Linked DNA regions of Homo sapiens: region 1 is linked to region 2. Evidence: read pairs that join two places in POLR2A ChIA-PET (ENCODE). Cell type or tissue: HCT116. All regions are shown on one strand. Links, peaks and the distances in the headings refer to the core of each region. The heading gives the core; the rest is flanking DNA.

Region 1 (5,328 bases), core at 1-5,000, 260 kb before region 2:
TTCATGAGCTGCTGAGGAGGTTGTGTGGGCTCTGGGGCCAGTGGCAGCAGGAGAGCAGCATGGAGCTGAAGGAGCAGAAGGGAGGGGAGGAGCAGAGAGCGGACCGACCAGCTGAAAGAAAGACCAGTGAACACTCACAGGGCTGTGGAACTGGTGGCCAGGTGGCCTGTGCTGAAAACTAGGTCCTCCGGGGGAGGAGGGTGTAGCTGGCGTGTCATCCTCAGGGCGCTTCCTCGCTCACGCCAGGAGGGACTTGGAGTGGCGAGCTGGGGCCCGATGGGGCTTGGGGGCAGAGTAGACATCTAGCCTCCCTAAGGGTATGCGCGCTAAAGCCCAGCTCTCGATCTCACCTCCATCCCCATCCACCCACACACTATGGATTGGGCTCTGGGAAGGGGTCAGGGTGAGAGGCTGCTCTGGAGAACAATGAGGTCCTCATAGCAGCAGGCAGCTCCTGTGTTTTCTTGAGGGTGGCAGAGGAGCTAAGAGCAGTGCCCAGGTCTGAGGGGGCTGCCCAGTGAGTGGCAGGGGCAGGAGAGGGGAGAACCCCATCCTCAGAGCTGCTCCCAGCCAGCGAGTCAGGAGCGGGGGAGACAGGGCTCCAGGGATGAGGCCGCATTCTGCTCCCACAGTGCCTTTTCCAGAAAGTTCCCATTGCTCAATAAATGTGGATCATCAGAGACATTTATGAACAATGACAGAAGAAAAATTACCCAAATAAATGTGGAAGCAAGCAAAAGAGAACAGTGTTTCCTTCTTCTCCTGTTTTGTTCTGGTGGTGTGCTTGGGCCGGGTGGGACTGGTGGATGGAAGGAGAAAACACCAGACTCTGGAGGAAAAGGGCCAAACACCAGGATGCCTGGATGCTGGGAGAGGATCTGGCTTGCAGGGATGAAAATAACAGCTGCCCTGTCTAAAGGACTTGGCCTGACACATCATCTCCTTCTATCTCTCAATAGCCCTGTGAGAGGTACCAGCATTATCCCCAGTTTCAGATGAAGGAGTGGCCCAGAGAGGTGACATCTCCTACCCGAGATCCCATAGCTGGTGGGCGATTGAAGTGGGACCAGAAGCTGGTGTCAGTTGACTCTGACACCCATGCCCCTAAGCCACTCTGCTGTTCTCCATCTGTGTGTCACCTGTGGTCACCTGGCCCAGTCAGATGAGGCTGTCTGAGCAGGACAAATGCAAACAGGCTGTGATAAGGAACAGAAGTAAATGCAAAGCACAGTGAGTATCTGTGTGAGTGCATCCTCTCCCCAGTAAAGAAGACTTCTTGAAAAGTATAGATTACGATACTTGGAGTCAATGATTGGGCAGGTGACTCACAGTGGGCACCCGATGCTCCTCGATCTTAGCTAATGCAGGATCTCTTCAACTTTTTACATCCTTGTCCCCTTCAGAAGCCTCTTTGGATATACATCTTTCCTACACAGCACATTCCTCTGCCTGCTTATGCAATTTCAGTGCAACCAACACACTGTCGGTTTATGTGTTGTGGCCCTTTACAAAGACAGAAACTGGCTGGGCGCAGTGGCTCATGCCTATAATCCCAGCACTTTGGGATGCCGAGGCAAGAGAATCACTTGAGGTCAGGAGTTTGAGACCAGCCTGGCCAACATGGTGAAACTTTGTCTCTACTAAAAGTACAAATATTAGCCGCATATGGCAGCATGCACCTGTAAACCCAGCTTCTTGGGAGGCTGAGGCAGGACAATCACTTGAGGCCAGGAGGCAGAGGTTGCAGTGAGCCGAGATTACACCACTGCACTCCAGCCTGGGTGACAGAGTGAGACTCTGTCTCAAAAAACAGAAGGAAGGAAGGAAGGAAGGAAGGAAGGAAGGAAGGAAGGAAGGAAGGAAGGAAGGAAGGAAGGAAAAGAAAGAAGGAAGGAAAGAGAGAAAGAAAGAAAGAGAGAAAGAAGGAAAGAAAGAGAGAGAGAGAAAGAAAGAAAGAAGGAAGGAAAGAAAGAAAGAGAGAAAGAAAGAGAGAAAGAAGGAAAGAGAGAGAGAGAGAAAGAAAGAAGGAAGGAAAGAAAGAAAGAAGGAAAGAGAGAGAAAGAAAGAAAGAGAGAAAGAAGGAAAGAAAGAGAGAGAAAGAAAGAAAGAAAGAAAAGAAGGAAAAGAAAGCCACAAACCATTGTGAGATTTTTTGTTGTTGTTGTTCCCCAAGAACTAGTTTTCACCTATTTGGGATCAACATTGCTGCTGCTGAGAATGTCTGAGCTGCAGAAATGGTCCCATCTAATATACTGATAGAGCCTGTCTCACAGAACTGTAGCCCAACAAAATTAGGCTGAGGACCTTGCTGCAGGAATGGAGATCACACTACGGAAGAAGTGTGAGGTCTCGTACAAGAGAAGAGACCCAGTTATCATCGAATTTGAGCTAAGAGTAGCGTGAATTTAGATGAAGAGGTGTGTGATAGGCTCAACACAAAGCAGGGATGTGTGGAAAGAGGCCAGTGTTAGATGGAGGCCAGGAAGATTACTCAAGGTCCTGTTTCTCTGGAAAATACCAAGCAAAGATAAAGGTAGAACTTCGTATTGGAAAACTCCTTATCTGAAGCTCTGGTGGGTTGAAAATCAAGGTTGCATCTCTGTGTCAGAGACTCTGATCCTCTAAGCAGAAGTATATGTTCCTTTCTTACTCATGATCTCATGCAGCTAAGTTTCTGACTATCTTTGACTTTTGAGAACAAGGTTTCTTAGCAATATCCTTTTGTTAATTAGCAAAACAAGTTTTTAAAGGTTTACAAGAGAAACTTTTTTAGAAGGAGAGATCCTCCTTCACCGAAACCAAGGGCAGGTCAACCCAGAAGGACAAGAGGAAGGGAAGATTCAACCCATCTCGGCTACAGCTTCCTGAGGCCATAGGTCAAGTCTCAGCTTACAGGGGAGTGAGAGGAAACAAGAAATTTTAAATCACCCAGTGTTGGTTGGGTGCGATGACTCACGCCTGTAATCTCAGTGCCTTGAGAGGCTGAAGTGGGAGGACTGCTTGAAGCAAGACTCCGTAATCTAAGAAAAAAAGTTAGTCGGGCATAGTGGCATGTGCCCATAGTCCCAGCTGCTCATGAGGCTGAGGCAGGAAGATCGCTTGAACCCAGGAGGTCGAGGCTACAGTGAGCCGTGATTGTACCACTGCACTCCAGCCTGGGTAACAGAGCAAGACCCTGAAAAAAAAAAAAAAAGGAAAGAAGAAAGGAAGAAAGAAAGAGAGAAAGAAAGAAAAGGAAAGAAGGAAAGAAAGAAAGAAAGAAAGAAAGAAAGAAAGAAAGAAAGAAAGAAAGAAAGAGAAAGAAAGAAAGAGGAAAGAAAGGAAAGGAAAGGAAGAAAAGAAAAGAAAAGAAATGAGTAAATCACCAAGAGTGCGGGAAGATCGCTTGAGCCCAGGAGGAGGTCGAGGCTACAGTGAGCCGTGATTGTACCACTGCACTCCAGCCTGGGTAACAGAGCAAGACCCTGAAAGAAAAAAAAGAAAAAGGAAAGAGAGGAAAGAAAAAAGAAAGAAAGGAAGGAAGGAAGGAAGGGAAAGAGAGAGAAAGAAAGAGAGAAAGAAAGGAAAAGAAAAGAAAGAAATGTATAAATCACCAAGCGTGACCAGAAACCTTTGGAAGCCACCTAAGAAACTGACAAAGATGGTTCAATCCATCCCATGGAAGGCAGTGAGACCATTGCAGGCTTGAGCCCAGTACGCTCAGACTACTCAGTAAACCAGTGGCAGTGGCAGACAGGAGAGAGAGCAGGAATTCCCCACTGGGAGACAGGATGCCAGTGCCTTTTTATGAGTTAAACATGTATCCACTAGAGAGTGCAGTAAGTGGCCTCTCAGGCTGTGCATATGCCTGGTGGGGCATGGGAAGCTGTGCTGCAAGACAGGATCCGTCAGCCGGCTTCAACTGGGTTCAGCTGGGAGGGGGCAGACATAGACCTGGTCAGGGCCGGCGGAGGTGGAAGGGAGGTAGGAGGCTGGACTTGACTTTGGAGGTGGGGCTCAGACACTGGACCAAATTGAGGACTAGCTAAAACAGGGAAACAAGGACGGAGCTTAAGCGACTTCCCATAGGACATGCCCACCAGTGTCCCCTGTCAGTTTACCATGGTCATAGCAACAGCTGGTAATTACCACCCTTTTTCTAAAACTTTGGGCATTAACCGCCCCTTAATCTGCATGTAATGAAAAATAGATATAAATATGAATGCAAAACTGCCCTAAGCGGCTACTCTTAGCACATTGCTATGGGGTAGCCCTGCTCTGCAGGGGCAGTCACAGAGCTGTTGCACTGCCAGAACTATACCACCATCACTTTAATAAAACCACTTTCTTCTACCACTGGCTAGCCTTTAAATTCTTTCCTGGGTGAGCTGGGTGCAGTGGCTCACACCTGTAATCCCAGCACTTTGGGAGGCTGAGGCAGGCAGATCATTTGTGATCAGGAGTTCGAGACCAGCCTGGGCAACTTGGTGAAACCCAGTCCCTACTAAAAAATACAAAATTTAGCCAGGCGTAGTGGCCCGCACGTGTAATCCCAGCTACTCAGGAGGCTGAGGCAGGATAATTGCTTGAACCCAGGAGGCGGAGGTTGTAGTGAGCTAAAATTACACCACTGCGCTCCAGTCTGGGTGACAGAGTGACACACCATCTCAAAAAAAAAATAAAAATTTAAAAATTAAATAAATAAATTCTGGGTTCTGGGCAAAGCCAAGAACCTTCCCAGGCTAAACCCCTATTTAGGGCTCATCTGCCCTACATCAGAAGGGAAACAAAGACCAGACAAGGAGAGCAAGAAGCCTGGGAGTCTACAAAATAAGTTGCGGGACTCTTCCAAAAAAATGAAGCTGAGCATCGATAAAAGCTCAAAGACACCTGGAAGAAAAGTGAGACCACCGTTTCTGGGAATTACAAGTAGGAGACAGAGGTTTTTATTGGGGGAGAATAGTGTGAGAAGGTGCTCAACTTTTGACCTTCCTCTCTGAGGACATGACTCTTCTGGTTTAGAAAACAACAGTAAAAAGTCCCCAAGAGATACTGGTGGTTGTGGTTCCCAAAACTTCATTAACATCTGTGGGAAGCCTTCTGACTTTCCTCTGAGGCCAGTTCTGAAAAGCCATTCATATGGAGGCAAATCAAAATATCAAAGCAGCAGCCTGTGTTCTGGGAAAATGTTGCTGGGATCACATTCCAGAGAAAAGATGGGATAGAAGGAATGAAAGCTGATCAACATGGCTGGGTGCGGTGGCTCACACCTGTAATCCCAGCACTTTGGGAGGCTGAGGCAGGCAGATCACCTGAGGTCAGAAGCTCAAGACCAGCCTGGCCAGCATG
Region 2 (5,366 bases), core at 234-5,233:
ATAGCTGGGACTACAGGCGCGCACGACCATGCTTGGCTAATTTTTGGTATTTTTAGTAGAGACGGGGTTTCACCATGCTGGCCAGGCTGGTCTCGAACTCCTGACCTTGTGATCCGCCTGCCTCAGCCTTCCAAAGTGCTGGGATTACAGGCATAAGCCACCACGCCCAGCCTCGATTATATCTTAATAAGAACGGTCTCTTTCCTGCCTCTTTGTTTTGTACATATTTTTTGAAGTGTCCAGGGCAGTTGTCATGTATGATGTCCCACCTTCTGAGTTTGTCCGGTTGTTTGCTCCTGGCATTGCCTAACTTGTGCTTAGAGTGTCCCATATCACAGACGCCATGGGGCAGCCGTGCAATGGCTGAGGAAGGAGATGGACCCCTCCTGCTTCAGTGTTTGACTTCCACCCCCTCTCCTGGGACCGTCTACCTGGCCCAGAGAAGACCCTAGCTCTGTGACCTTGGGCAAGTCACTTAGCCTGGTTTTGTTTTGTTTCTTCTTTTGTTTTTTTTTTTTTTCTTTTTTTTGAGACAGAGTCTCGCACTGTCACCCAGGTTGGAGTGCAGTGGTGTAATCTTGGCTCACTGCAGCCTCCGCCTCCTGGGTTGAAGCAATTCTCCCACCTCAGCCTTCCGAGTAGCTGGGATTACAGGCACCCACCACCACACCCAGCTAATTTTTGTATTGTTTAGTAGAGATGGAGTTTCACCATGTTGGTCAGGCTGGTCTTGAACTCTTGAGCTCAAGTCATCCACCTGCCTCAGCCTCCCAAAGTGCTGGGATCACAGGCGTGAGCCACTGTGCTTGGCTCACTTAGCCTTTTAAGCCTCATATTCCTCATCCCCTCCCTTGTGGGGACAGGGATTCATTGGGACAGAGCATGTTCAGTGGAAGCACAGGCCCAACTCAGAGGCAGCATGAGAATGTCAGCTGGGTGCAGCCATGGCGGAGGAGCAGGCAGCATGTCCAGGTCTCAAGGGGGAGTTAGGGCAGGCCTTGCCAAGGAAGCAGGGCTGAGGAAAGATGAAGCCCATGTTCCTGAGGTGCCATGACGGGCAGCCAGTGGGTGACAGGGGTCCAGGGGACCAAGGGACACCAAGGCTCAGAGGAAAGGCCAGGGCTAGGGCAGAGTTAAGGGTGTTACTACAGGAATGAGTGAGGTGGCCCTGGGGTGGGGAGGGCAGTGCAGTTCAAGGTTAAAAGTAAGGACTGGAGCCAGATGCCTGAGCTCTTGTCTTAGCTCTGCCGCTTCCTGCTTGTGTCACTGTGGGCAGTGACTTCACCTCTCTGTGCCTCAGTGTAAAAGCATGGTTGGGAGTGCCAGAAATGGAAACACCCCTCCAGGTGCCAGCAGAGCTCCTGGCGCAGGGTCAGTAGGTGTTGACCATTATTACTAAGAGGTCCCTAGGCAGAGACTAGATACCTCCGAAAAGGTGGGATCGTTCAGACAAGGTAGACACTGGGCAAGGCCTCTGCATCCTCTGATGTCATCTCTTCCCCATCCCCAGATGACTTCCGGATCTTCTGTGGGGATCTGGGCAATGAGGTGAACGATGACATCTTGGCACGCGCCTTCAGCCGCTTCCCATCCTTCCTTAAGGCCAAGGTGATCCGTGACAAGCGCACAGGCAAGACCAAGGGCTACGGCTTCGTCAGCTTCAAGGACCCCAGCGACTACGTGCGCGCCATGCGTGAGATGAATGGTGGGTGCGGCCTCCCCTGGGAACTGCAGGCGCGGCAGGCGCTGGCCTAAGCCTGACCCGAGCCTGCCTTGAACCCTCTGTCTCCACAGGGAAGTATGTGGGCTCGCGCCCCATCAAGCTTCGCAAGAGCATGTGGAAGGACCGGAATCTGGACGTGGTCCGCAAGAAGCAGAAGGAAAAGAAGAAGCTGGGCCTGAGATAGGGTCTGTGGCCAGGCACCCGCTCCCACCTGGCCGGGCGCTGGCTCCTCCCTCAGTTCTCTTTGGAAAACCCCCAGCTGTCCACCCATCCCCTGCCCCAAAACCAGTTTCAATAAATTTACGTTCATTTCCACCCCTGGCTGGGCATGGAAGCACGCTGTGGGGAGCAGGGCTTGGCTTCCCCACAGCTGGAAATGGCGGGGAGCCTTGAGAGTTTACCCAGGCAAACACCCAGGCGGGGGCTTCTGAGCCCTTCCTGCGCACCCATTCCCTCTTCAAACCTCTTCCACACATGCTGAGTGCTGCTTATTCCAGAGGAGAAAGGGGGGCCAATGGCAAGGGTGAAGCCAAGCTGAGGCCCATCCCCGTGTCCTGGCTACTTCCTGTGTTCTCAGCACCAAGGTAGGAGATCTAGGCCCTTCCCTTCTGGAGCTCACAGGCTTCTAGGCCCTCTTCCATCCAGCAGACTCTCACCAAGGGTCTGAACAGTGCTTGAGGACACAATGGTGACTAAAAGTCCTGGGCCCTGCACCGTTAGAGCTCAAGGTCCAGTGCAGAAAATAGGCCCGGTGCCCTGACGATAAGAGCCCAGAGTGGTCAGGGCAGGATGGGGGCGCTGACCTGTGGGTGAGGGGGCCCTTCCTGAAGGAACCGTCCACCCCCAAGTCTCCTCTGGGGCTTTCCAGCTTCTCCAGTCTGCCATGCCCAGCCAGCTCACCATGCTCTAAGTCTCGGTGGGCACCTCTATCTCTGTCTCTGTGGGTACCCCTCCATTTCTTGTCTCTAAGCTTCTATATCCCTGTTGGTCTCTGTTCTCTCCCTTGGAGCTGGGAAATGAAAAAGGAGGAGAGACCCACAGATAGAGAGAACAGAGACTTGGGGTCTGTTCCCCTCTCTTCCCAGCTCCAAGCTGGCCTCTGCCTGTCTGAAGAGGTGTCTGTGCAGGGCCTTGAATGCCAGGCTGAGGGCTTAAGCTTTACGCAGAAGGCAGCAGCAAGCCCCAAAAAGCTGAGAAAATTCAAGCAGCAGCAAGGTCCTGGGCAGCACAGATGTGCGCTGTAGAAAGGGCCCTGTGACCGGCTGGGTGCGGTGGCGCACGCCTGTAATCCCAGCACTTTGGGAGGCAGGCAGATCACTTGAGGTCACGAGTTCGAGACCAGCCTGGCCAACATAGTGAAACCCTGTGCCTACTGAAAAATACAAAAATTAGTTGGGCGTGGTGGCGGGCACATGTAGTCCCAGCTACTTGGGAGGGCTGAGGCAGGAGAATCGCTTGAACCTGGTAAAAGGAGGTTGCAGTGAGCTGAGATCGCGCCACTGCACTCCAGCCTTAGTGACAGAGTGAGATTCTGTCTCAAAAAAAAAAAAAAAAAAACGCCCTGCGACCACCACTGTGGCTGGAAGTCTAGAAGGCTGGGGCAGGGACTGGGCCAGAGGAGGGAGATGGCAGGTTTGAGTATGGGGAGGAGTGGAGGGTCTCCCAGGGACACAGCCATCGGAACCCTCCATTAGGAGGGAGCAGGTTGGGCAGGACTTTGTGGGGCATAAGTCGGGGGATGGACAATACCAAGGCCTCTCAGGGACCGAGGTCCCCCAGGAGAGGTGTCGAATTTCTCCTGTTCCTGTCTTCCCCGCCTTACTGCCCCCTCTCTGACGTCACATTTTCCAGTCTGGTCAGAGGGTGAGAGCCTCCCTGGCAGGAAGTGCCCTTTAGCCCCCTGCCACCTGGGCCAGACCACCCAGCCCCAGGATCCTCAAAGCCCCTTCCCCCCATCACTAGTCTTTTCTACCCCTGACCCCCCTTGTACTGACAGCAAGCATAGGGTCACGGGAGGAGATGGGAAGAGAGGATGGCTCCAGAAAGGACGCTTCCAAATGCATGTGATTCTCACTTCCAAGTGGGAGCAGAACAGCAGGTACACGTGGACATGCAGAGTGGGGTAACAGGCACTGCAGACTCCAAAAGGTGGGAGCGTGGGGGAAGCTGAACAGTTACCAGTTGGGTACGTTGCTCACCATTCGGGTGCACTAAAGGCCCAGGCCAGTATACTGGATATACTGACATATATCCAGTAAGGAATCTGCACTTGTACCCCCTAAATGTTTATCTTTTTTTTTAATGCACACAAGTCTTCCTGAGAACAAGAAGAGACACACACACATAGAATGTGGCAAGCAGAGGTAGAGATGGCGCTGTGAGCAGGAGGCTCAGAGGCAGAGATGAGAACCATCAGAGACTGTGCAGTGGGAAGGGGGACGGGGAGAAAACCAAGAGACAGATGGAGACGGACAAGGAGATGAGATAGGAACACTCAAAGACAGATGGGGAGGGACAGAGATGTCAGAAGAGACCAGGTGACAAAGCCTCACTGGAGTCAGGCCCGTGGCAACAGAGACCCAGCTTTAGATATGCCAACCTGAAGAAAGAGGGCAGAGAGACATGGAGAGACAGACAAGAGGCCAGCTTCAAGGATGGGAAGCCAGGACTCCCTTCAGGCCTCCGCGCTGGACGGATAGAGGGACCAGTGATGCTCCAGGGCTCTGTGGCTTACCCCACACTGATTCCAATCCCAGTCCCACTCCCACTCCATGGGACCCCCGGTTTACTTTACTGTAAAATGGAAGGAGGAGCAATGCCACCCGCTCTCCAGAACGGCAAGTAGTTAATGATCAAGAGGCTGGGCTGGGGACTGGAAGATGCCGATATGCAAAAGTTATTTTTAATGGTAAATATTACATACTTATTAAAATACAGCAGGATGGCTGGGCACGGTGGTGGCTCATGCTTCTAATTACAGCACTAAGGCTAAGGCAGGTGGATAGCTTGAGGCCAGGAGTTTGAGACCAGCCTGGCCAACATGGCAAAACCCCATCTCTACTAAAAATGCAAAAATTAGCCTAGGCATGGTGGCTCACGCCTGTAATCCCAGCACTTTGGGAGACCGAGGCAAGTGGATCACTTGAGGTCAGGAGTTCGAGACCAGCCTGGCCAACATGGCAAAACCCCATCTCTACTAAAAATGCAAAAAATTAGCCGGGCATGGTGGTGCTTGCCTGTAATCCCAGCTACTTGGAAGGCTGAGGCACCAGAATTGCTTGAACCCGGGAGGCAGAGGTTGCAGTGAGCTGAGATCGCACCACTGCACTCCAGCCTGGGCGACAGAGTGAGACTCCATCTCGAAAAATATTTTATATATATATAGGACACCCAGTTATTGAATTTTACGTGAACAATTTTATAGTTTAGGTATGTCCTAAATATTTCATGTATGTATGTATATGTTACATGTATAGCTGTGGTTTTTTGTTGTTTTTTGCTGAATTATTTGAGCAAGTTACAGACTTTTTTTTTGTTGTTTCTTTTTTTGAGATGAAGTTTCGCTCTTGTTCCCCAGGCTGGAGTGCAATGGCATGATCTTGGCTCACTGCAACCTCCATCTCCCTGGTTCAAGCAATTCTCC

The links. Peaks named below come from ENCODE experiments on the same cell type or tissue, not always from the same donor. Only the 100,000 strongest peaks of a DNase experiment are listed, where the experiment ranks them.
Region 1: POLR2A ChIA-PET joins it to region 2 with 5 read pairs; 2 of 35 experiments call an interaction of 5 or more read pairs at or near these places.

What each region holds. Positions count from the first base shown.
Region 1 is chr19:35,372,219-35,377,546 of GRCh38, forward strand. It overlaps GPR42 (G protein-coupled receptor 42), which reads left to right. Exons shown (of 2, transcript NM_001348195.2): 2 at 1-744. The coding sequence ends at 182. Among named protein-coding and RNA genes, the nearest start is that of GPR42, 3.8 kb to the left of the region's middle. In HCT116, for the core only: no CTCF peak of the experiment used is centred there; a DNase peak (open chromatin) is centred at 2,953; H3K27me3 peaks cover 452 bases.
Region 2 is chr19:35,635,648-35,641,013 of GRCh38, forward strand. It overlaps RBM42 (RNA binding motif protein 42), which reads left to right. Exons shown (of 10, transcript NM_024321.5): 9 at 1,511-1,705; 10 at 1,795-2,038. The coding sequence ends at 1,907. Among named protein-coding and RNA genes, the nearest start is that of ETV2, 3.4 kb to the right of the region's middle. In HCT116, for the core only: no CTCF peak of the experiment used is centred there; no DNase peak of the experiment used is centred there.